Regions from separate parts of the Homo sapiens genome. Here all the other regions are linked to region 1. A link is a loop called in an ENCODE intact Hi-C map of the cell type or tissue named here. Cell type or tissue: mammary epithelial cell. All regions are shown on one strand.

Region 1 (8,000 bases):
AAGGATCACTTGAGGCCAGCCTGAGCAACATAGTGAGAACCCATCTCAAAAAAAATGTGGTGATGAAATGGGAAAAATACGCATAAAACACTACCACTGCACACTGAAGCTTTATTGTTGCCCCAAGGAAAAGCCCTCATGGTATGGATTGTTTGTACTACAAGCTGAACTAGCTGCTCTTTTGGGGGTACCATTTTTACTTGAAAGAAATGATAGACAAAGTATGGTTATTTAGACTGGGTTTTGACAGACCTTTTCTCAAAGATGAATGAAGTAAGCCTGTCACTTCAAGGGAAACCACTGGCAGTATTTTTTTGCAGTGAGAAAACTCTGGCTTTCAAGTGAAGACTAGAATTCTGAAAAACTTACATCTGCTGCCATAAGCCTGACATCTCAATATTTAAACACTTGTCTGATACAGTCAGTAGATATATTAACAAATGAGATTTTTTGATATTTTATAACGAATGTGAAATCATTGGAAGATGTGTATAACTCAGTGAACCCATAATGCGCAAATGACTACTGTTAGGATGTTACAGAATCATGCATGGATAAAAGATCTATTCAGGCCAGGCGCAGTGGCTCACGCCTGTAATCCCAGCACTTTGGGAGGCCAAGGCAGGTGGATCACGAAGTCAGGAGATCGGGACCATCCCGGCTAACACGGTGAAACCCCGTCTCTACTAAAAAATACAAAAAATTAGCCGGGCGTGGTGGTAGGCACCTGTAGTCCCAGCTACTCGGGAGGCTGAGGCAGGAGAATCGCTTGAACTCGGGAGGTGGAGGTTGCAGTGACCTGAGATCATACCACTGCATTCCAGCTTGGGTGACACAGCAAGGCTCCGTCTCAAAAAAAAAAAATGTTGATAGCACTATTATTTCTTGTAGCCAAAAAGTGGAAACAACTCAAATACACAACAGCTGAAGAAGGGATAAATAAAAAAATAAAATGTGGTATATCCAAACGATGGACTGTTCTGCAATAAAGAGGAATGAGATACTGATAATGCTACAATATGGATGAGCCTTGAAAACATTATGCTGAGAGAAAGAAGCAGGCCACAAAGGCCACATATTTAATGGTTTCACTGACATGTCCAAAACAGGCAAATCTATAGAGTCAGAAAGTAGATTAGTGGTTGGAGGGGATAGGAGGATGATATCTAAGGGAAATAGGGTGATTCTTCCTTAACCATTATCTGCCAAGGCCACACTAGGCTGAGCAGTGGAAGAATGTCCCTCCGGGAGCTGGACAGCTTCAGCAGTTCATTTCCTGTTGTTGGGGGTTTTGGGAGCCTGGGAATTCTTGTAAGATTTAATAGTCACAAGCCATTGCAGGCTGGGCTTGGAGTTTATTTGGCTATATATTTCCTTCAAAATTTAAGTAGCTAACTGTAAAAAGATTTTTTTTTTTTTAGATAATTGTGGAAATATGAATGTAGTTTGAGCATTTGATGAAATTAAGAAATTTACCTTGTGTTAATGATATTGTGGTCGTGTAAAGAAATGTCTTTGTGTTTTATAATGTCCAGAAGGATGTATTTAGATATGAAATGACATGGTGTCAGGGACTTGTTTTATAATAATGCAGCCAAAAAAGAGAGAAGGAGAAAGAAAAGGGGGCAAGGGAAGGAAGGAAAAAACAAAGGAAGAAAGGAAGTCAGAAGTAAAATGTTTTAATTGTTGAATCTGTAGGATGGGGTTCATTATACTATTCTCTCTACTTGTGGTTAAAAACTTTCATTAAAAAAAAGTCAGGCTGGGCCGGGCGCGGTGGCTCATGCCTGTAATCCCAGCACTTTGGGAGGCCAAGGTGGGCGGATCACGAGGTCAGGAGATCGAGACCATCCTGGCTAACACAGTGAAACCCAGTCTCTACTAAAAATACAAAAAAATTAGCCGGGCATGGTGGTGGGCGCCTGTAGTCCCAGCTACTCGGGAGGCTGGGGCAGGAGAATAGCGTGAACCCAGGAGGCGGAGCTTGCAGTGAGCCAAGATGGCACCACTGCACTCCAGCCTGGGCAACAGAGCGACACTCTGTCTCAAAAAAAAAAAAAAAAAAAAAAAAAAAAATTCAGGCTGGGCTTGGTGGCTCATACCTGCAATCCCAGCACTTTGGGAGGCCAAGGCAGGAGGTTCACTTGAGCCCAGAAGTTTGAGACCAGACTGGGGAACATAGTGAGACCTCGTCTCTACCGAAAATAAAAATGAAAAATCAGTCGGATGTGGTGGCACGTGCCTATAGTCCCAGCCACTTGGGAGGCTAAGGCAGGAGGATCGCTTGAACCCAGGAGATTGAGGCTCCAGTGAGCCACTGTACTCCAGCCTTAGCAACAGAGCAAGACCCTGTCTCATTAAAAAAAAAAAAAAAAGAAAGAAAAACCAAAAAGTCAAACCAAACCTTTACACAGGTATGTAACCATATCTGTGAAGGTATCAGAGACTTATTTAGTCTCTGATGTTTTACTTATTGGCCTTTGTGCTCTATCCTTCCCTCTAGCCCTTAAATTAATGCATGGCTACTTGGCGAGTAGTCCAGGGTGGGAGACAATACTTTTAATCTTCCCCTTTGAGTTCACTCCAGTTGCCTGGCAAAGAATTCAACTATAGGTTGAAAAGTGTTGGGGGCCACAGTTTTATCTCCTGTGAAGGTTGTTGCTTGGCGGCATCCCCTTAAAACTGCTTCCATTGAGGATATAAACGCTACCATTTATAACAAGAGGACGGGGAAGTTGTCTGTGTGTATCTCCATAGTTATACATACATAAGCATATATATTATATATAGGTTTGCATACATATGCATAAAATAACTGGAAGCATAAAACCCAGAAATAATAACTTTGGTTTCTTTCTGGGAAGAAAACTGATAGCTGGAAGATAAGAGTGGGTGAGACTGCTGGGGAGAGAGGAGATAGGATGAAAGGGGACCAAAAACCAAGTCCTGGGGAAATGATAACCAAGGAGGGGTAAGCAGGAGGAAGGGCACAATGGGAAGAAGCCTGAGAAGGAGCAGCCAGACAGATAGGAGGGAAAACCAACAGAAGAAAAAGTTTCAAGAAGTCGTGCAAAGGCATGTATGTGCCCTTGCCCTTGGACCCAGCATTTCCACTTCTAGGAATTCCCCTACTGGGATTCTTGCACACTTGCAAAATGATATATGCACAAGGTTACCCATCGCAGCACTTTGTTTATTTGCAGCATTGTTTTTAATAGCAAAAATTTGGAAGCAATTAGAATGTTTACCAGTAGAGAACAAGTTAATTAAATCATGGTTCCCCCATCCGGTGAGTACTCTGCACCTGAAGATGAGGAGGCTCTGTATACACTAATATGAAAAGATTTCTGAAATATACTGTTAGGTGTAAAAAAGCAAGGATGGGGAGTTTTCTTTGGGGCTTATAATGTTTTAAACTTTTATCATTGTTGTAAATGGATGTAGCTGGTTGTTATATTCCTTACAATTACGAGATACTGGGTTCTTGGGTTTGTTTTTCTATGAGTTCTAGTATTCTGTTATTCTTTCTAACTTTCTTATTATGAGCAATAGTTGGCATGGAGGAGTGGCGGATCAAATTTTTAGGTTATTAAATAGGCTCCATTTCAAGCCAATCAGCGTTGCCTTCTGCTGTTTTGTGCCTGGCTGCCAAGTGCCTTTATATGGTGTTTCAGCTTTTTAATGGAGCTTTGATATGTAGCAGTCACCCTGAGCCACAAGAGGGCAGAAGAACCTTTTGATTGCCACAGGACAGATTAGCGCTGGAATGACTTCTGGCAAAATCCTGCATGGAGTAGTTCTTCAACTCACTTACTAGACCGTGGGCATCCAAAGGCAGGCCAGTGTCTAAGCCATCAGAGGAGGCAATGGAGGGGTGAGAGGAGAGAGTGTGTGTTTTGGAATCCTCTATATCTGCCTTATGTTCCAGGCTCCCCTGCAAATTACTTAGTGAACTATACTCCTTACAGTGTTAACCTCTCTCAGAGCTTGAATATGCAAGACAGTAGAGGCATTACAACATAGTGGAACATAAGAGTTGAGGCTTTGGAATCCACCCCACCTAACGTTGAGTCCTGGCTATGTGACTTTGGGTCATTTCTTAACTGTCATTTATTCAATGAGATAGTGTGTGTAGAGCTCTTAGCACTGTGTTGTGAACACTCAGAAAGTAACTGCTATAATTACAATAGTACAAGGTATCAGCACAGATGAATAATATTAATAGATCCTTAATAACTTTTATGTAGCTCTGTTATGTATTTAATAATTTATTTGGTTATAAGCAAGGAGGTAATATTTTCCTTAAGACAATTTCAGAGCTCCTTTTCTCAGAGGGGCCCTCAAAATGTCTGTGGTATTTCTTACTTTCTTATAAACAGTCTTTTAATAGTATAGTACATTCTGAATTTTTGCAGAGTCTCAATTTTAAAGGTTCCATCCCACTGTGATTTTGTGTATTTTTGATTGGAAAATATAGTATTTGGGCTATATAATGAGGTAGAGTCGCGCAACACAATATTGCATCGGGATATAGTACCTGTCTCAGGCCGAGATCCAGGGGAAGCAAACTCTGAGATAAAGATTAGGGTGTGAAAAGCTTATTAGGGAGTGGTTATGGAATCAATACTCCTGGAAGGAAAAGAAAGGAAATGAGGAAGAAGGGAAAAGAAAAGGGAAAGATGTGGAGATTGTATAGGGGGAAAAATCGGGCCGTGATTCAGTCTCAGTAAAAGGCCTCAGCCCACCCCATGGGGACTAGGGCTCAGATAATCCATGTTTTCTAAGCCATAGAGTGAGAGAGCTGTGCCTTTACAGCTCCTCCTGACCCGTCATTGGACGAGGGCTGCCCCAGGAAGGGGCATGGCCGTGGGCCAGGCAGCGCTCTTCAGCAGATGCATTCCCTGAAGAGGGCTGACAGTTGAGGCCTTTCTGTCCTTCACCATCCCAGCAGCTGGGGAATAAGCCCTTTAGTTACTGAGTGGCCTCTACAGCTTCCACCATAGTGCCCAAAGGGCTCTCCTGAAAGGGCTGGTAGAGTAATAGAAGACAGCTTTAGACAGAATTGCTTTGAAGCAATACTTAAGAATACTTGTTATTTTTAACTTTAAGAATAAAAATAAAAATAATTTCATTTTTCATTTATCATTTTAGTGTCAGGGTGAACTCTAGTGTAACCAACTACCCCCAAATTTCAGTGGTTTTAACACAATAAAGGTTATTTCTCTCCTGTCACAATCTGGTGCAGTTCTATATTGGTGGGGAGGAATTCTGCTCTACCTAATTCATTTAGGGCCACAGACTTCATCTAGTGACTCCCCCAGGCCCTAGGGCCTGGAGTCCTTCACTGGATTCTCTAAACCAGCTCCCAGAGGAGAAATGGACAGGAACATGGAGAACTGTGCAGGTCTCAGTGAAGAGACCTCTCTCTTCAAGCTTCTCTCTTCAAGCACAGAGAAGTTCATGTGCTTCCCTGCAGCGCACGTTCCACAGATCAGTACTCAGTCGTGTGGTCCCACCTAACTGAGAGGAGGCCACGTAGCCCTCACAGCTACACTGTGATGTTGCTCATACCTGTGTGGTGGCTCCATTTCATCACTATTGGTGAATCAAAGACACTTCTAAAACTGTATGTTTTAGGTTCCCCACACTTAAAATACTTAAATTGCCACCATCATAGTATCATAGTTTTACTTACCTGGGGACATTTTAAAAGGCTGAGGAAAGCTAAACTTTATCAGAGAGAAGGAAAAGAAGGGAGGAATACAGAGCTGAGAATTTAAGGATTCCTTGCTCTGGAAAGGCAAAAAAGGGTAAAACAATTTCATGTGCATGTGTGTGTCTGTGTGTGTCTGTGTGTGTGTGTGTGTGTGTGTGTGTGTGTGCGCGCGCGCGCGCGCGTCCGCGCGTCCGCGTGCGCTTTTTTTTTAGTGGTATAGGAGAAGATTGAGAAGCTTCTGATCCTGCCATGTAGCTGTAAAAACAAGCTCCTCTTTCCCTCAGCCATAACAGGATTGATGTCTTTCACATGGTAACAATGGAGATAGATGTGTGCTGCAGGGAAGCACATGAGCTTCTCTGTGCTTGAAGAAAGAAGCTTGAAGAGACAGGTCTCTTCACTGAGACCAGCACCATTATTCATGTTCCTATTTCTCCTCTAAGAGCTGGAATAAAAAATCCAGTGGAGGAAATTACAAGGAAATAGTCATTCAAATAGCCCTGACAGCTCCTTGCCCGGATTCACATGAATACCACCCAAGTAGCCCTTAAGTCAGAGGAAGAGAGGCCAAGGGAGAGATATCAATGACTTCTTCTGTCAGTCTATGAGGATTACTGCTGACTGACAGCTTGTTACTTACTCAGCTTTATTCCAGGCAGTGTGGGGCATTTAGGAAGAGAGGTGCCTGGGCCTGGGAATTTTAAAGACTGAAAGCTGAGACTCACAGGAAGTAACCAAGGACAAGACAATGAGATGAAGTGTTTCAGAGACAACAAAGAAGTGGCGATTTAAAAAAAAATAAGTAAATAAATAAGAAGTGATGTCAAGGAAAGCTTTGAGGAAGAGATGGGCACTGAAGCAGGGACCTGGCGGTTGGGGTAGGACATGTGGGGACCTGGGAAAGTGCTCTAGCAGACAGAGTACTCGAAATATTTTGTAAGCTTCAGTGAGAGCTGAGAGCGGCTTGTGAGGAATGGTGGGGGGCGGGGAGTAGTGAGACCGAGGATTGCAGAGCAGGGCAGAGTCGATGACAGAAGGCCCTAAGGTGAGGTGTGGAGTTTAGATTTAATGCAGCAGGGCCATTAAAGGCTTCTACCCTTAATGGAAAGACCTGGTGGAAAAGTAGTGTTCTGGACTTTTGTGTGAAGGAAAATTAACAACACAGAGGTCTCTTCTGGAATTTCTGTTGAGCACCTAGAATTTAAAATGGGAGGTTGTGTTCCTTTATTCCCTCAGCAAAATAAGAGGAAGTGACTCTCAAGCCTGGACTTGAAAGATGAATGAATAAGATGAGAAGTGCATTCTAGGCAGTGATAGTAGCATGAATAAAGTGGAGGGGCCTGGAAAAGGGCTGGGAGAGTCTTGTGTGGAATGCAGAGTTTGGATTCTGAGTTAGGCGGAAGCAGCTGATGAAAAGGAGAGAGAGAAATGTGGTCGGATTTGCATTTTAGAAGGCTCACTTTGGCAGCTGTGTGGAGGCTAGATTGCGAGAGAAAGAAAAGAGGTAGGGATACCAATAGCCACAGCACTTCACCACTTGAGGAGTTTCAGGGACGGACAGATGCTTGGAAAGGCCTTGTGGTGGAGGTAACATCTGAGCTGAGTAGGGAGGGCTAGGAGGAGCAGAAAGGCAGAGGGAAGATTATGGATAGAGGCGCAAGAGTGCAAGGCATGGCATGAGTGAAAACCAGGGGAAGATGGATGTGGCTGGCATATAGAGTCTCTGGGGGATGGTACTCCCTGGGCAGGTAGGTAATGAGTCAGGTCACAAAGGTCCTTCTTTATATGTCACAGTGAACAGGGAACAGTTTAGACTTCATCAGGTAAATGAAGGGGAAGCCACAGACCATACCTAAAGCAAGTCTCAACAAGTGTCAGAGGATTGATCACATGCAGAATCAATCCTCTGACCACAGTGAAATTAAGCTAGAAATGAATAACAAAAAGATAACTAGAATATTAAGAAATGAATTTGTAAATAATCATTGGGTCAAAGAAAAAATCATGGGAAGTAGAAAATATTTTGAATTGCATGATACTGAAAATATCAAAACTTGGGTGGGGGGGTAGGGGAAGGATAGCATTAGGAGAAATACCTAATGTAGATGATGGGTTGATGGGTGCAGCAAACCGCCATGGCACGTGTTTACCCATGTAACAAACCTGCACGTTCTGCACATGTATCCCAGAACTTAAAGTATAATTAAAAAAAAAAAAAGAAAATATCAAAACTTGTCAAAACTTGTATGATGCTACTATAACCTATAAGCATAGAGGGAAGTTT
Region 2 (8,000 bases), 270 kb after region 1:
GGGGTGAAGAGAAAATTTTCCTTGGAGTGTTTAGGGAGATTGGGGATGTTGGCCAGAGGGCTTTATTAGACTAACACTGGCATAGCTCAAAGTCTATTTGTATACATAGAAACAGATTCATGGATATGTGTGTTTTACCCACCTTGAACCAGAAAGAGCTTCAGGAAACCACACAGCTGTGTCCTGAGGAGACACTTGTGAGAAAGATTCTGGTTTGAAAAGTCATCTTCCTGAGACAGGGACTAGAGAGGCTGTTTTTTTCCAATCAGAATGAGGCCCAAAGGAGGCAGGTTTGGGCCCAGCCCGGGTGGGAGCTGGGATAGCCTCCGTCCCTGGCTGTGAGCCCCTGGCTCTGAGCAGCTGGCCTGCAGGGTGGGAAGGGCATGGCCAGCCTGGGCCACTGTGGGGCGGGCAGGGGGATCAGGACTGAGGACAGACTGGGGCAGGGGAGGGGATGGGGGACGGACGGGGTCAGACATTTTGACGGGCCTGCTTCTTCCTGGGGCAGGGCAGCAGTTGGGCTGGGGCCCACCCACCACCCACTGCAGGCTGAAATGTGGCTCAGGAGCCTCCAGTTACTGCAGCCAGTGGAGCTATTTCCTGGGAGGGCTGCATCCAGCGTCAGAGCCCCCAGGGCTGGCTGGTTTCCTCGAGTGGTGTCATCAGCCTGCAGGATCAAGGCCTCTGTTTCGAGATGCACATAGTCAGCTTAGGTGTGTGTCTAGTAGGAATATGAATAATGCCAGACTTGGGCCACTTCTGGTGGTCACTGCAGGAGCTGGCAGCACTGGGCACCTTGATGGAGTGGTGCTGGGGGCCTGCTGAGAAGGTGGGGGAGGGTGGACATTGCCTGTAGTTGAAGCCAGGCCTGGCCAGGGGTCTCCACCTCCTTAGAACCCCAGCCTCAGTAGCCAGGAAGCATTACTGGGAGGTGCCTGCCTGGGCTCTGCTCTCAGATTCTTCCTTTCTTGAACCTGGAGCCCAGTGGTCAGTGCCTGGCACCTCCACTGCCCTGTCCCAATGCAGAGGAGCAGGTTAGATTGGTTTCAGACCTGAGAGCTGTCTCTGGGGCTCCAGGTACCCCTTAGGCCATCCTGTTGTGGTTTCTCTACCCCTGAAACCCCGCCACCCCAGCCCTGCCACCCCAGCCTTGGGGCAGCATAAGCCAATCATGGGGTTCAGAACAGGGGTTCCGGGCTGGACCTCAGTGGCTCCAGGTAAAATCAGGCATATAGACAGGAAGTATTGACTTTGGCGTTGTCCAAGGGGCAGCCCCAATCTCCAGAGCTTTCAACACCCAGACTCCTCAATCGCTTTGAGCTCCCAAAGTCCTGAATTCCCAATGTCAAGGGTGCCAGAGCACCCAACACTGTAGAGGACCCAAAACCCAGAGCCCCCAGTGCCAAATTCCAGGGGGCCTGGGGTACCCAACATCCAGAGCACCCAATGTTCATAACATTCCATTTTCAGAGTGCCAGTGTTCCAATTCACTGCACCTGGAGGGAGGGAGTGGGGTCCCTGCATAACCAGGGTCCCTACATAACCGAGGTCCCTTCAGTGACCTATTATCTGAGGAGTGGCCATGACTGAAGTTGGGGCTGGGGTGGTGCTGGCAGTTGTAGTTCTTCCTCGATGCTCCCATCCTGGGTCTGGAGAGGTCGAGCAGGCTTGCAGGTGGGATGGCGTTCCCTCTGGCCTCAGCCCAGCCTGGTCACAGGCCCTGTGGCACTGAATGTCCATTTATTCACTCACCAAATATTAGTGCGCATCTGCCATGTGCTGGGAATTGAGCTCCTCTCTGGGAGTACAACCGTGAGAGAGAAGGGGTTCCTGTTCTCCCAGATGGGACAGGTGACATTGTGCCTGTGCTGGTATGTCCGTGTGGTTCAGCCATCTGTGGCCCACGTGTAGCTGTGGGCATGGCTATGAGAATGAATGGCTGTGAGTGTGATGGTGTTGGCGTGAGGCTGTGCCTGCAGCCCACATCAGCAAGTTAATGTGTGTGACTATTATGGTGGGTCTGGCTGTGTCCGTCTGTCTGGCCATCCTAATAATCTCTCTTTGCCTCACTGCTATTTCAAGGATTGGAAGTAAGGCCCCCCTTCCCCTCAGACCCGAGGTACTGAGGGTCAGGCCTCACTGTAGGGAGGAACAGGCTGGTTCCTGAGCTAGAGACTGACCCCAGAGCTGCCCTGCTGCAGGGCTAAAGATTTCTCCTACTGCTCCTGCCCCTGCTGGACCCAGAGCCTCTTTGGATTGGGAAGACAGGAAGAGGGGTGGCTATAAGCCGAGCAGTCGACACCAAAAATAGCCATCTGCCCTGGGGAGGATCCTCTGGCACCACTCTCTCCTCCAGTCCAGCCCAACCCGGCCCACTGACTTGGAGCCTCAGTAGGGCTCCTGTCTGACTCCACTTCCCCAACTCTTATCTGAGTAACCCTCTCAGACTCAAAGGAGGGACACAGCAATGATGTCACTACAAATTATGGCATCATAAAGAGCTCTGGCAGCATCACAAGGAGTGACCCCAGACCGCGGGCGGGGCTCCATCTGCTGGTAGCTCCCCAGCAGGGATGGCAGGGCTGGATAAGCCCTGCGTGGGGCCCTGCCTTATCTGTCCCCCACACATATGTGATAAGCCTCTTACCATGGGCTGGCCCAGGGAGCAGGTGGGGAGCAGGCCGGAAGAGGGGAAAGGCCAGCTGGGGCTGGCTGAACTCCAGGGAAGAAAGCCAGGGTCAGGGAGTCCTGGCAGAACCCCAGCAAGGGGAGATGCAGGGTCACTGTTGGGGGCAGTGTGGAGCTGTGGTTAGGGCCATGGATTCTGAAGCCAGGCTGCCTGCATTTGTATTCCAGGTCTCCACTTAATGGCTATGTAAGCAGACCTCAGCTTCCTCAATATTCCTCACCAGGAATACTATTAATATTAGCAGTGACTATCAACCACGGTATTGTTGTGGGGATTAAAGGATTTAATGTGTGTGAAATCGGCACAGAAGAGGGCCTGGCTCACAGAAAGCCCTCATCCATCCTCCTTCCTAGATCTGATCTTCCCTGGGAGCTGCCCACCATACCCAACAGCCCACTTGTGTGGCCGGGGCCTAGGTGGGGTTCCCAAAAGCTGCCCAGCCCCACACACATCCCACACCTACCCTGTCTGTAATCACCCTGAAACTCCCCAGGAATCCTGGCCTTTTCAGCATATTTTCTTCCAGCAATCTCCCCAGACACATTGTGGCCCTGGTGCCCTCTGGTGACAAAAGCCATACATGGCAGTTACAGCTGCATCCCCAGCACACATTGGGCCAGACAAGGTGCTGCCCCTTGTCTGATTATTTTGTGTCATCACATCAAGTTTTCAAAGTAGGAATTTTCTGTGTTTTCTAGAATGAGAGCTCAGGCAGGTTAACTAATTTGCTGCAGGTTATAGAACTAATAAGTGGTAGAACGTGAACTTGGATTCAGGTTGGCCTGTGTCCAAAACGTGAACTTGAATTCAGGTTGGCCTGTGTCCAAAAGCTATTATTTCACCCCATGCACAATATACTAGGGGGGATGTGCTGGCATGGCCACGGGGCCCAGTAGATGTTTTACATTATGAGCCATTCTCCTAGTTTGAGTATATCTATAGTTGAGTGTATGGCCATTGAGATTCTCCATCTGTGAATATAGAGCAGTGTGACCTGGTTTTGAGCACAATAAGGTTGGGTGTTGGCTTTTTTGTGGCTCTGTTGTGGCTGTATGATTGGATTGTGTGAGTGCAACCATGGCTGGGCTTGTTGTGAGAGATTAGCCATGGTGTGTGGGGCTGGCCTGACTCTGTGTGTGTGTGTGTGTGTGTGTGTGTGTGTGTCGGTATGACTGTATTGTGGAGGGGTGTATAGCCAGTGGGATTGTGTGGGGAAAGGTGACGAAGGGCCCTGAGTTCCCAGCGCCACTTGCCTTTTTGGTCCCAGGCCTGCATCTGCTCACCATGACTGCATGATGGATGGCTTCACATGCCAAACACGCTCCCAGGGGCCTACTCGGGTTCTCCTTCCCCCAACCCCCCTTTTATTTTTCGAGGAAGTAAAGCAAATAGTACCACAGATGGAGTTGGTCTTCCTTTTTTCCATGGGATATTTGTGAAAGCATTTTACATGCCTTTGAGTGATATCGAAAAAGAAGTGTCATTTTTAAAAAGTCAATGTGACTATTCTAATTAATTTGAACATCAGTTCTCAGGGTGTTGATTGCAGATCCCTGGGAATCTTTAAGACTCTTACAGGGAATACACAAGGCAAAAGCTATTTTCCTAACAATACTAAATTGTTATTTGCCACTTTCAATTTATCGATATTTGCACATGATGTAAGAGCAACGGTGGGTGAAACTGTTGGCACCTAAGCATGAATCAAGGCATGGCACCCAACTGTACCAGTAATCTTTGTATTCTTCTCCACCATGGTGCATGACTAGTAACAATAGGAGGGAAAAAAGGGCCAGTTTTGCCTTATTTATTTATTTATTTATTTTTATTTTTGGGATGGAGTCTCACTTCATCACCCAGGCTTGAGTGCAGTGACACGATCTAAGCTCACTGCAACCTCCACTTCCCGGGTTCATGTGATTCTCCTGCCTCAGCCTCCCAAGTAGCTGAGATTACAGGGGCACACCACCACGCCTGGCTAATTTTTGTATTTTTAGTAGAGACAGGATTTCACTCTGTTGGCCAGGCTGGTCTTGAACTCCTGACTTCAAGTGATCCACCCACCTGGAACTCCCAAAGTGCTGGGATTACAGGAGTGAGCTACCATGCCCAGCCTCAATTTTGCTTTAAAAGTCCTTGGTGAAGCAGTACAATTATTATTATTATTATTTTTTTAAAGGCATCTGTTTTTTGTTTGTTTGTTTTATACTTTAAGTTCTAGGGTACATGTGCACAACATGCAGGTTTGTTACATAGGTATACATGTACCATGTTTGTTTGCTGCACCCATTAACTCGTCATTTACATTGAGTATTTCTTCTAATGCAATCCCTCCTCCAGTTTCCCACCCCACGACAGGCCCCAGTGTGTGATGTTCCCCTCCCTGTGTCCAAGTGTTCTCATTGTTCAGTTCCCACCTATGAGTGAGAACATGCAGTGTTTGGTTTTCTGTCCTTGTGAAGCAGTAAAATTATTGTTTTGTGGTTTCATGTATCAGTAGTTATTTTATTTTTATTATGGATTGGTATTTCATCATACAGATAGATAATTTGCTTAAATATTTACATGTTGATGGACATTTAGGCTGTTTTCCGTTTCTTGGTATTATGAATAAAATTGGTATGCACATTCATGTGCAGATCTCTGTGTGGACGCATATTGTCATCTCTCTTGAATTAATACTTTGGAGTGGGATTGTTGGAGCATATGACAGGTACTTTTATAAGAAATTTCCAGTTTCCCAAAGTGGCTGTACTATTTTGCATTCTGATCAGCAATTTTGAGACTTCTAGTTGCTCTACATTCTCACCAACATTTGGCATTATCAACCTTTTAAACTTTAGCAATGGTAATAAGTGTACTGTGGTATCTTATTGTGGTTTTAATATGCAATTTCCTGATGATTAATGATTTGAGCATCTTTTCATGGACTTTTTGCCATTCATGTATCTTCCCTAGTGAAGTATTCATTCAAATCTTTTGACTGTTTTTTTTTTTAATTAAAATTCTTTTTGAGACAGGGTCTCACTCTGTCCTTTAGGATGGAGTGCAGTGGCATGAGGCTCACTGCAGCCTTGACCTCCTGGGTTCAAGCCATCCTCCCACCTTAGCCTCCTGAGTAGTTGGGACTACAGGCCTACACCACCATGCCTGGCTAATTTGTTTATTTTTTATAGAGACAAGGTCTCACTATGTTATCCAGGCAGGTCTTGAACTCCTGGGCTCAAGCGATCCTCCCACCTCCCAAAGTGCTGGGATTGTAGGCATGAATCACCACGACTGGCCTTTTTGACCATTTTAAAAATGAGTTTGCATTATTGTCACTGAGTTGTAAGAGCACAAATATTTTCACAGTCTGTTTCTTATCTTTTCATTTTCTTAACAGTGCCTTTCAAAGAATAGAAGTTTTTCATTTTGATGAAAATCAATTATTTTTTCTTTTATAGTTTGTACATTTTGAGTCCTATCTAAGAAAATATTTACCCAACTCAGGGCCCTCAAAGATTCACTCTATGTTTTTGTCTAGAAGTTTTATAACTGTAGCTATTACTTTAGTTCTATGATCCATTTTGCTTTATTAAATTGTGCAAAGGAAGGAGTTGAGCTTTGTTTGTCTTTGTGTCTGTTTTGATTATGGATTTCCAATTGTTCCAGCACTATTTGTTGAAAATACTGTCCTTTTTCTATTGAATTAACTTGCGATCTTTGTCAACAGTCAATGGATCATGAAGATGGAGGTGGTGGCTCATGCCTGTTAATCCCCACACTATGAGAGGCTGAGGCAGGAGGATCACTTGGGGCCAGTAGTTTGAGACCAGCCTGGGCAACATGGCAAGACTCCATCTCTACAAAAAAATGCAAAAAGAAATCAGTGGACCATGTATGTACACATCTATTTTGGATTCATGCCTGTAAGATACTGAGCGTCGACCAGGCGCAGTGGCTCACAACTGTAATCCCAGCACTTTGGGAGGCTGAGATGGGTGGATCACCTGAGCTCGGGAGTTCGAGACCAGCCTGAACAACATGGAGAAACCCCATCTCTACTAAAAATACAAAATTAGCTGGGCATGGTGGCGCATGCCTGTAATCCCAGCTACTCGGGAGGCTGAGGCAGGAGAATCGCTTGAACCTGGGAGGCAGGAATTGCAGTGAGCTGAGATTGAGCCATTGCACTCCAACCTGGACAACAAGAGTGAAACTCCGTCTCAAAAAAAATAAAATAAATAAAAGATACTGAGCATCTTTTGATCTATATGTCTTTATGCCAATACTACACTGTACTGATTATTTTATATTGTCTAAAAGAAGCAGTAACATTATTAACTTTATTGTCTTAACCCTTGAATATATGTCTTTGAAATATTTTGTGTGACAAAATGGGAAGTATGCTTATCTCAAGGAAAAGCACTTACGCAATTGAATTGTGAACTGAATGCACCAAACACCAGTTTTACTTAAAAGAACAAATGACAAACTATAGTTATCAGACTTGGGTCTTTGGCATACTTTTTCTCAAAGGTGAATCAAGTGAGCCTATCAATTCAAGGGAAAAAAAATTAGTGTTTGTTGCCAGTGAAAAAATTAGCGTCTTCAAGTGAAAATTAGGATTTGAAAAACTTATATCTACTTACAGTGAGTTTGAAAGCTTTCAATTCTAATGAGACCAGTGATAGCATTAATGAGTGTGCTCTTTAAAAAATATTGTATAATGAAATGTGTCAACATTTGGGAGATCTGCATAACTCAGTGAACCAATATTTTCCAAATGACCAATACATGATGTTACAAAATCATGCATGAGTAAAAGAGCTATTCAAAGTGCAAGACAGACCAGTGGAGTGTAACGTTAACAGAGTATGAAACGTTCACGTAGTAACTAACTTTTAAGAAACTACCACCTCGAGTTTTGGTATGGAAGAAAGAAGAATTTACTGAAAAGGCTATTAAAATACTTCTCTCTTTCCCAACTACATACTTTATGAAGCTCAGTTTTCATCACATATTTTAACCAAAGCAACCCATTGCAACAGATTGAATGCAGAAGCAGCTGAGAATCTAGCTGTCTTCTACAAGCCAGACAGTAAAGAGATTTGCAAAAGTGTAAAACGATGCCACTGTTCTCACTAACATTTTTGTTTTAGAAAATATACAGCTCTCTGGCTGGGCGTAGTGTCTCACGCCTGTAATCCCAGCACTTTGGGAGGTAGAGACGGGTGGATCACCTGAGATCAGGAGTTCTAGACCAGCCTGGCCAACATGGTGAAACCCCGTCTCTACTAAAAATGCAAAAATTAGCCAGGCATGGTGG
Region 3 (8,000 bases), 540 kb before region 1:
GGCGAGGAAGGCAAAGCTCAGGGGAGAGAGGGTCCCTAGCTTCTCAGGACGCATTTCTTTAACTTGATGGGGGAACCAGCCGTCAGTGAAGTGCCTGTTGTGTGCTTGGCACTGGGCTAATCGCTGTCAACACATCACTTTCAGCTCTGCCAACAACCCAGGGGGCCTGAGAACCCAGTGTTATGGTTCGGGAAGCTGAACTCCAAGAGGCTGGGTATCTTGCCCAGGGTCACACACTTCAATAGGTGACAGGCTGCAATAAGAACCGAGTCAGCTGACTCCACTGCTCCAGGCATCCTTGGAGGCGCTTCCCCATGGGCTGGGGACAGCTCACTTGCCGCACTGACCACATGGTCCCCCTGTCGCAGAGGGACTCTCCTGGGATTGACCCTGTCCAGGAGGCTGCCTCCACTTTTGGGATGCCTTTCTTACAAAACACTCAGACGTCAGAGACATCACATTCTGTGGGGCAGATACCTCAATACCCAGTATGTAGTATCATCCTCCTGAGCACATCCAGATTCCGTGCCCTCCTCTCCATCTCCCCTGCCACTACGGCCCAAGGCAGGTGGAATTCTCCAAGGGCCAAGGACGTGGGCTTCAGTGTTAGGGAACTAGGTCTGGCACAGGTTCCATTTATTGACCATTGCACCTCGAGCAACTTCTCTAAGCCTTCATTTTCTCACCTATAAAATGGGGATGATAACCACCTCAAGGGGTCTTGTAAGGATCACATAGGATCATGGGATCATGCCTGGATGTCATTTCTGCATGTGAGTGTCGGTGTACATATCCAGGGTTTTGTTTGTTTGTTTGTTTGTTTGTTTGTTTGTTTGTTTTTAGGGAAGATCCAAAGCTCTGTTCAGATTCTCAAAGGGGGCTTTGACAAGAAAGAGACAAAGGCCTCCTCACCTAGAAAGTGGCAACAGCCTCCTAAGCAGTCTAATGGCCTCACTTCCCATCTCCCACCACCATGGACTGGCAGGGTACAGGTGCAATGCTGCCACTCTCCTGCTCAAAGCCCTCACAGCTCCCCATTGCTACAGCAGGGGTCAGCACGCTCTTTCTGTAAAGACCTAGGTAGTAAATATTTTTGGCTTTGGAGGCCATGTGGTCTGTCTCAACGAATCAACACCGCTGCTGTAGTGTGAAACCACCCATAAACAAAACATTAGTCAATTAACTTGGCTGTGTTCCAATAAAGTTTTACAGAAATAGACAGCAGGCCCAATGTGGCCCACAGGCTGGAGTTTGCCAACCCCTGGCCTAGGAGATAAATTCTGAACTCTTTCCCCCAACATGAAGACCCTCACCTCCCTCCTCTATTTCCCCAGCCTCACCTCTCACTTCCCCCATGAACCACCGCTTGGCTCTCAAGCCAGTCATTCTCAGCACCCTCAATATATACTTTGCCTTCTGTGCTTTACAACATTTATCACATTTTAGGCTTAGATTTGCTTCTGTGTCTTCTTTCCCAACTAGTGTTTTCTTTTAAGGGCAAGGGACTGTGTTGTATTTATATTTGGAAACCCAATACTTGACAAAAGATCTTCATTCAGTAAATGTTTGATGGATGGATATACTTATGTTCTGATTACTATCACCGTGCAACAAATTAACCTTAAAACTTACTGATTGAGGCCAGGTGTGGTGGCTCACGCCTGTAATCCCAGCACTTTGGGAGGCAGAGGCAGGTGGATCACTTGAGGTCAGGAGTTCGAGACCAGCCTGGCCAACATGGTGAAACCCCATCTCTACCAAAAATATAAAAATTAGCCAGGAGTGGTGGCACATGCCTGTAATCCAAGCTACTCTGGAGGCTGAGGCAGGAGAATCGCTTGAACTTGAGAAGCAGAGGTTGCAGTGAGCCAAGATCGTGCCACTGCGCTCTAGCCTGGGTGACAAAGTGAGACCCATCTCAAAAAGAAAAACTAAGTGATTGAAAGCAACTATTTTATTCTGCTTACAGGTGCTACAGATCTGGAATCTGGACAGGGTACAAAAGGATGGCTTATCTCTGTCCCCGATGTCTGGGGCCTCAGCTGGGAATACTGGGGGTGACTCAAAACAGCTGGAGGCTGGAAGATCAACATCCAATGTGGCTTCTTCAGTCACATGTCTGGCACCTTGGCAGGGGTGTCTGGGAGGCTAGGCTCAGCTGGGTCTTTTGATCAGAGCCCCTAATGTGCCCACCAGCCTGGATGTCTCAGTGTAGTTGGACTTCTTACATAGCAGATGCCCTCCCCCAATGCAGGTGTCCCAAGAGAGCCAGATAAAAGCTGCTTGGCCTTTTTTGGCCTAGCCTTGGAAGCCACACAGTCTCCCTTCTGCTGCATTATTTGGGTTACGAACAAGTCACAAGTCAAGGCAAATGCAAGGGAAGGGGATTCGCTTCCACCTCCTGATGGAGAAGCAGCAAGGTCACGCTGTAGAACAGCTGGAGTGTGGGGCGGGAGATGCTGTGGGGGCCATCGTTGGAAAATACCGCTGTTCACAACCTAATATGAATGAGTGAGTGAATGCATGAGAGTCCTTGTACAGAGGCTGAGGGGTCTGTGCTGTAGCCCCATGGGGGGAGTGCCAGCCTCTGTACTGACGAAGGGAGGAGAGGAGTCTCCTGGTTGACCTCTTCAACCAGGAGAGTCACAGGCTTCGTGCTCTTTTGCCCTAAAGGGCTGCAGTATACCAGGGCCTTACAATATCTCTCACTTCTCTCTCATCTCACCCCCAGGAGAAGCGAATTTATGATCTGAAAAAGAAAAATCAAGAACTAGGGAAATTCAAGTTTGTGCTTGACTACAAAATAAAGGAGCTGAAGAAGCAAATAGAACCTCGAGAGAATGAGATCAGGGTGATGAAGGAACAGATTCAGGAGGTAAGAAGCCATTTGCAACACTCTGGCCTCTCAGACCCTCTGTCTCTTCTTCCACAATTGGCTAGCTGGCCTCAGGGACTGAGGAGAAGCTCTTCTCACAGTCCTCTCTGCTCCCAAGGTGTGTGCAGCCTCCAGTCCACAGGGGTGCAACAGGGAAGGCCGTGGCCCCGCTGCAGGCTCAGCTGACCGAAAGCAAATCGCTTGGGAGTTAACTTGCCACGGGACCTGGAGATGGGCTTTGGCCCTACCCGTGCCTCAGTGTGCGGTGTACTGTGCCCTCCTAAGGGAGATGCAGCTATTGGGCATTTGGCCACCAGAGGGCAGTGTGTACTCAGCCAACAGGCTATCCTTCTAGTTCAGCATTTTTTTCTCAAACTGGAAATGTTGGTTGAGACCCCAGGTGAGGCCATGGTGTTTGGACTTCATCTGATAAGGAATGAGAAGTCATCAGAGGCTCTTGAGCAGAAGAGTGGCATAATTAAGAATATGTTCTGGGAAGCAAACAGGATGAAGGTAGAGAGGCGAGATTAGAAGCAGGATCAACTGGACAAGGGTTTCTGAGAATCCTGTGAGGTCCCCCATGCCCCCCACCACACGCCACCTTTCCCTGCAACGTGTGTTGCCCCATCAGCCTCCCCTGCTGGGCTGACAGTGGCGTCCATGTTGATCTAAAACCGAATTCTTGATTTTTCTCTCCCCCTTCCTCCAGTTTTCCCTCTCTCAGTTAGTGGTCTATGATCCACCCAGTTACTTAATGCAGAAATGCAGAAGTCTTTCTTGATTCTTCACTTCTCTTAACTCCTTATCCAAATCATCACCAACATCTGTCTGATCAATTTCCAAAACATATCTCACATCAAACCCTCCTTTCCCGCTGCTGCTATCACCCTGGTACAAGCAGCCACCATCTCTTATCTGGACTGGACTCCAGCCTCCAGTCTGGTCTCCACATAGAGGCCTGAGTGAACTCCCCAGTGGGGTCCCATCCCACCTACAGTAAAATCCAAAGTCCCAGTCAGGCCCACAAGGTCCTGCGTGATCCAGCCTCTCCCTGCCTCTCCAGCCTCCTCTCACAGCTCCCCCTCCCTGCTCCAGCCCACTGACTTTCTGACAGTTCCTGTAAGTCACGCTTTTCCATCTCAGGACCTCTGCAGTGCTGCTGCCTCTGCCTGGAAGGCTCTTCCCCCAGATCGCCACATGGCTGGCTTCTTTGCATCTTTCAGGTCTCAGCCTATATGCCTTCCCTGACCGCCCTAGACAAAATAGGCTTCTGCTCCCTCCTCCATCTTCTCTAATTGTTTGTGCTGAGCCGGGATAACAGATACAAGGGTGTCAGACAGCACTGATGACCCAACTAGAAGTGCCAGAGCCATGGGGGTGCCAGTCTGCCCGGTGACGCCTGTACTCTGGTAAGCCCAGTAAAGAGCCAGGTGGAGATCAGTCCAGGGCCAGGGGGCCCAGAGAGGGTATGTCCTTGTGACAATGACTTTTTCCCTGGCTTCTGGGATGAGAAAGGATGCCCCCAGCTGACCACAGACCTGCCTCCGCTGGGCCTCCTACCATTCTTGAGTGCTTTCAGGGCCCCAAAATGGCAGCTGTCGTCCTTTCGGGGTGCTATAACAAAATACTTTAGAAGGGATAATTTATGGCCAACAGAAATGTATTGCTGAAAGTACTGGAAGCTGGAAAGTCTAAGACCAAGGCTCCAGCAGATTTGGTGTCCAGGCCTGTTCCTCATAGATGGCACCTGCTATGTGTCCTCATGTGATGGGAGGGCAAAAGGGGGCAAACAAGCTCCCTCCAGCCTCTCGTACAAGGGCACAAATCCCATTTGTGAGGGCTCTGCCCTCGTGACCTGATCACCTCCCAAAGACCTGACCTCCTAATCCCATCACTTTGGGGGTTAGGTTTCACCATTGGAATTTGGGGTGGAGGGCACCAACGTTCATCAGACCATAGCAGCCTGAGAAGATGAGAGGAAGAGCAGAGGCCCCACCCACCTGGAGGGCCAGCACACCACAGGCCCCTGGAAATCACTGCCCCCTTTCTCCTTCCTCATTTGACACATTTGTCAGCTGCATTTCAGGTCGGGTCCGTTGTTTGCTAATGGTCAGCTTACTTTCCCCACCAGCACACCTGGGGGGACCATTCATCTTCTCTGGCAGTAACAGGGGCCAACCGTGGCCTTGATGCTCAGCAGGGAATACACTTGCACCTTGGGAGTGATTCCAGCAGGATCCCTCCTACCTCCTTTCGCTGGTGCCAGTTGCTGTCAGGACTGATACCTGGGCCTGGGTGCTTCTGGGAGCCTCTGACCTTGGGGCTTCCCTCTGGGGGTCATAGACACCTTTGGTTCATGCACTGTGGATCTCCTGTAAAGGTCTTTTTCTCCCAGGAAGGAAGCCTCAAGCCCTTGGCTCATTTGTAGAGCTGCAACTTCTAATAACACTTCCTGATTCAGGTACCCGCCCTCACATACTCTTTTTCCAACTTGGCTCTGATGATCCAAGGGTCCCTTTGCCCTGCCTAGGGGAGAGGTTTCCCGAGGCTTGTCGTTTTAGTTTACACTCATTTACTAGGGCAGGGTTTCTCAAGCTCAGCACTACTACTATTTTGAGGTAGGTAATTCTCTGTCATGGAGGGTCTGTCCTGTATATTGTAGGATGTTTAGCAGCGTCCCTGGTCCCTACCTGCTAGATCCCAAAAACACCCCCTATCCAGGATGTTAAAACTAAAAAATGCCTTCAGACCTTGCCAGAGGTCCCCTGGGGGGTGCAAAATGCTTTCTACCCTCCTGCCTGAGCCCCATTGAGAATCTCTGAGTGTGATGAAAAACACATGGAAAAGTAGATGGATTTTCCACACTGGGAAAAGATGCTTGTTTCCACATAAGGGGCTAGGCTTCTGGCTGTCCAGCCAGCTACTCAAATTTGACCTATTTCCCAATTTTTCTATAAACAGATTATTTTTATTCTCAGAGTAGTATGAGTCTTTGCCTGGGGGAAAAAATGAACAGAAGTAAACAATATACTCCTGTATGCCCTCTCTGCTAACCTCATCTGTCACTGCTGGCCTGAGATTTAGAGAATGAGGCACTCAGACATGATCTTCGGGAGCCCCGCAAACAGAAGCCCCCTTTCTCTCTTCCAGCTGCCATTGCCTTGGCCTAGGACGCTATCATCTGCCTCCTCAGCCAAACTGGCAGCCTCCTGACTGGTCTGCCTGGCCCCCGTCTTGCTCTTTTCAGCAGAACCTCTGCATCAGGCCCTCTAAGATGCAAATTACATCATTCCACTCCTGGTCTAAGCCTTCAGTGGCTCTCTGAGCTTTCAGGATAAAGGCAAACTTCTCACCATTTGAGCCTCTGCCCTTGGATCCTGCATGACCTAGCTCAGCCAGCCTCTTCTCCCTCCCCTCTCCCCCCTCTTCAAATCCCTGCTCCTGCAGCCACCCTAAGCCACTTGCAGCCTGCAGAGATGCGCCAGGCTGCCCATGCCTCTGGTCCTCTCTGTGTGCAGGCTGTTCTGTCTGCCTGGAATTCTTTCCCCTTTTGTCCTCTAATACTTATTCTTCCTCCCAAATCCAGTGGACGCATCCCATCTTTTTGGGTGCTGCCTGCTCACCTCCTCTGTGTACACACAGTGCTTTCTGCCTTAACTGCAGTGTTTATCCTACTCCACCTGAATTTCTGATTTACTTCTTTCTTATCCTTGCAGACCTGAGGCCTCTTGAAGGCAGAAACTACTTCTTAATCAGCCTTAGATCTCTAAGTCTACAACAAGCTGGGCGGCCCTTTCTAATGGGCACATTCTTTAGCTGTGCAAATACCCACACTCAATGTGTATCCCCTACAAGGTGGTTCTATATAACTCTGCCAACACTGCCTTCTTATCTTGTCATTCCTCTTCCAGAAGCAGGGTGTTTCAGGCTCTTTTCGTGTCCCTCACTATTGCTCTCCTTTGTCCACCACACTTGCCATTATTCGTTCATTCATCAAATATTTGAGTGCCACCTTTATGCCAGGCTTTGGGTCAGAGGGCTATTCTGTCTATACAAAATGCTTCCAGTAATGAGGAAAACCTTCTAAAAGCTGCCCTTTTGTGTCTAGAACATGGATGTGTTCATTAGGGCCTCCTGGCACCCCCCAGAAGGTTACCAAGAGCCTTGAAATTTGACCAAAGGGCCTGGGATAGACTAGAGGGGGAGGGTCTACTCTACCTAGCCGTGAAAAAATCCAGTGAATGATCCCATTCTCCCAAAACAGTCAGCAAACCTCCCTCTTATCAGAAATACTAGTGTCCACCAGATATAGTCCATAAGTCATTAGGAGTTAGGTCAATGAAAGCTCATGCACAGCTAGTCTCATCCTAATTGGACACTCCAGTTGTCATTCCCATGACTTTGGTTAATATAAATGCAAAAATGAATTTTTAAAAAATCTTTCAGCCCGGGCGCAGTGGCTCATGCCTGTAATCCCAGCACTTTGGGAAGGCGAGGTGGGCAGATCACTTGAGGTCAGGAGTTCAAGACCAGCCTGGACAACATGGTGAAACCCTGTCTCTCCTAAAAATACAAAAAAAAAAAAAAAAAAATTAGTTGGGCATGGTGGCAATTGCCTGTAATCCCAGCTACTCGGGAGGCTGAGGCTAGAAAATTGCTTAAACCCGGAGGCGGAGGTTGCAGTGAGCCAAGATAGAGATCGCACCACTGCACTCCAGCCTCGGCAACAGAGCAAGACTCCATCTAAAAAAAATGTATTTCAGAAGCTCACTGGTGGTTTCTTATTTTTCTTGTGAAGACAGGACACTTCTCAGTTGTACTTTTTAAGACCTTTCAACAGAATGATGAGGCTGAGGCCCCTTCTCAGCTTCCCCTTTCCTGTTTTATGCCTTAGATGGGTGGTGCCCACATGTTGGTCCCTCCAAACTTTCTGCTTTAGAATGACCCCATTCTAAAGTGGCCCCAGAGGGTCGAGATTCACTTATACAACTTCAGAAAGCAGGTGAGGAAGGTGCTTCTCTGGGGAACCCTGCCTCAGGTGAGAGTTGAGGTTCTAGTGCTTGGGTGTCACCAATTTATAAGGAATTCAAGAAAATAAAATAATCAGCATGGTTGAAGGAAAGGG

The links. Hi-C counts contacts between places; a loop is a spot of excess contacts. Peaks named below come from ENCODE experiments on the same cell type or tissue, not always from the same donor. Only the 100,000 strongest peaks of a DNase experiment are listed, where the experiment ranks them.
Region 2: a loop joins it to region 1, with 12 times the contacts of the local background. A loop is called at or near these places in 71 of 110 quality-filtered maps.
Region 3: a loop joins it to region 1, with 6 times the contacts of the local background. A loop is called at or near these places in 5 of 110 quality-filtered maps.

The regions. Positions count from the first base shown.
Region 1 is chr1:43,759,904-43,767,903 of GRCh38, forward strand. The region is part of intron 2 of ST3GAL3 (ST3 beta-galactoside alpha-2,3-sialyltransferase 3); the gene reads left to right. Among named protein-coding and RNA genes, the nearest start is that of ST3GAL3-AS1, 37 kb to the left of the region's middle. RefSeq lists enhancers at 3,768-3,857, 3,888-3,947, 6,986-7,521. In mammary epithelial cell, a CTCF peak has its summit at 3,720 (motif pointing right); DNase peaks (open chromatin) are centred at 3,708, 7,078 and 7,528; H3K4me3 peaks cover 203 bases; H3K27ac peaks cover 2,609 bases.
Region 2 is chr1:44,033,503-44,041,502 of GRCh38, forward strand. It overlaps LOC107984948 (a long non-coding RNA gene), which reads left to right. Exons shown (of 2, transcript XR_007066054.1): 2 at 6,405-6,934. It overlaps LOC124904168 (a long non-coding RNA gene), which reads right to left and starts at 2,272. Exons shown (of 4, transcript XR_007066055.1): 1 at 2,181-2,272; 2 at 1,753-1,923; 3 at 143-818. RefSeq lists enhancers at 1,209-4,163, 2,547-2,691 and a cis regulatory region at 2,610-2,627. In mammary epithelial cell, a CTCF peak has its summit at 3,261 (motif pointing left); DNase peaks (open chromatin) are centred at 3,249 and 5,599; H3K27ac peaks cover 411 bases.
Region 3 is chr1:43,224,252-43,232,251 of GRCh38, forward strand. CFAP57 (cilia and flagella associated protein 57) reads left to right here. Exons shown (of 23, transcript NM_001378189.1): 18 at 2,732-2,875. All of the region lies in intron 1 of LOC105378685 (a long non-coding RNA gene), which reads right to left. Among named protein-coding and RNA genes, the nearest start is that of TMEM125, 42 kb to the right of the region's middle. In mammary epithelial cell, a CTCF peak has its summit at 3,182 (motif pointing right); no DNase peak of the experiment used is centred here.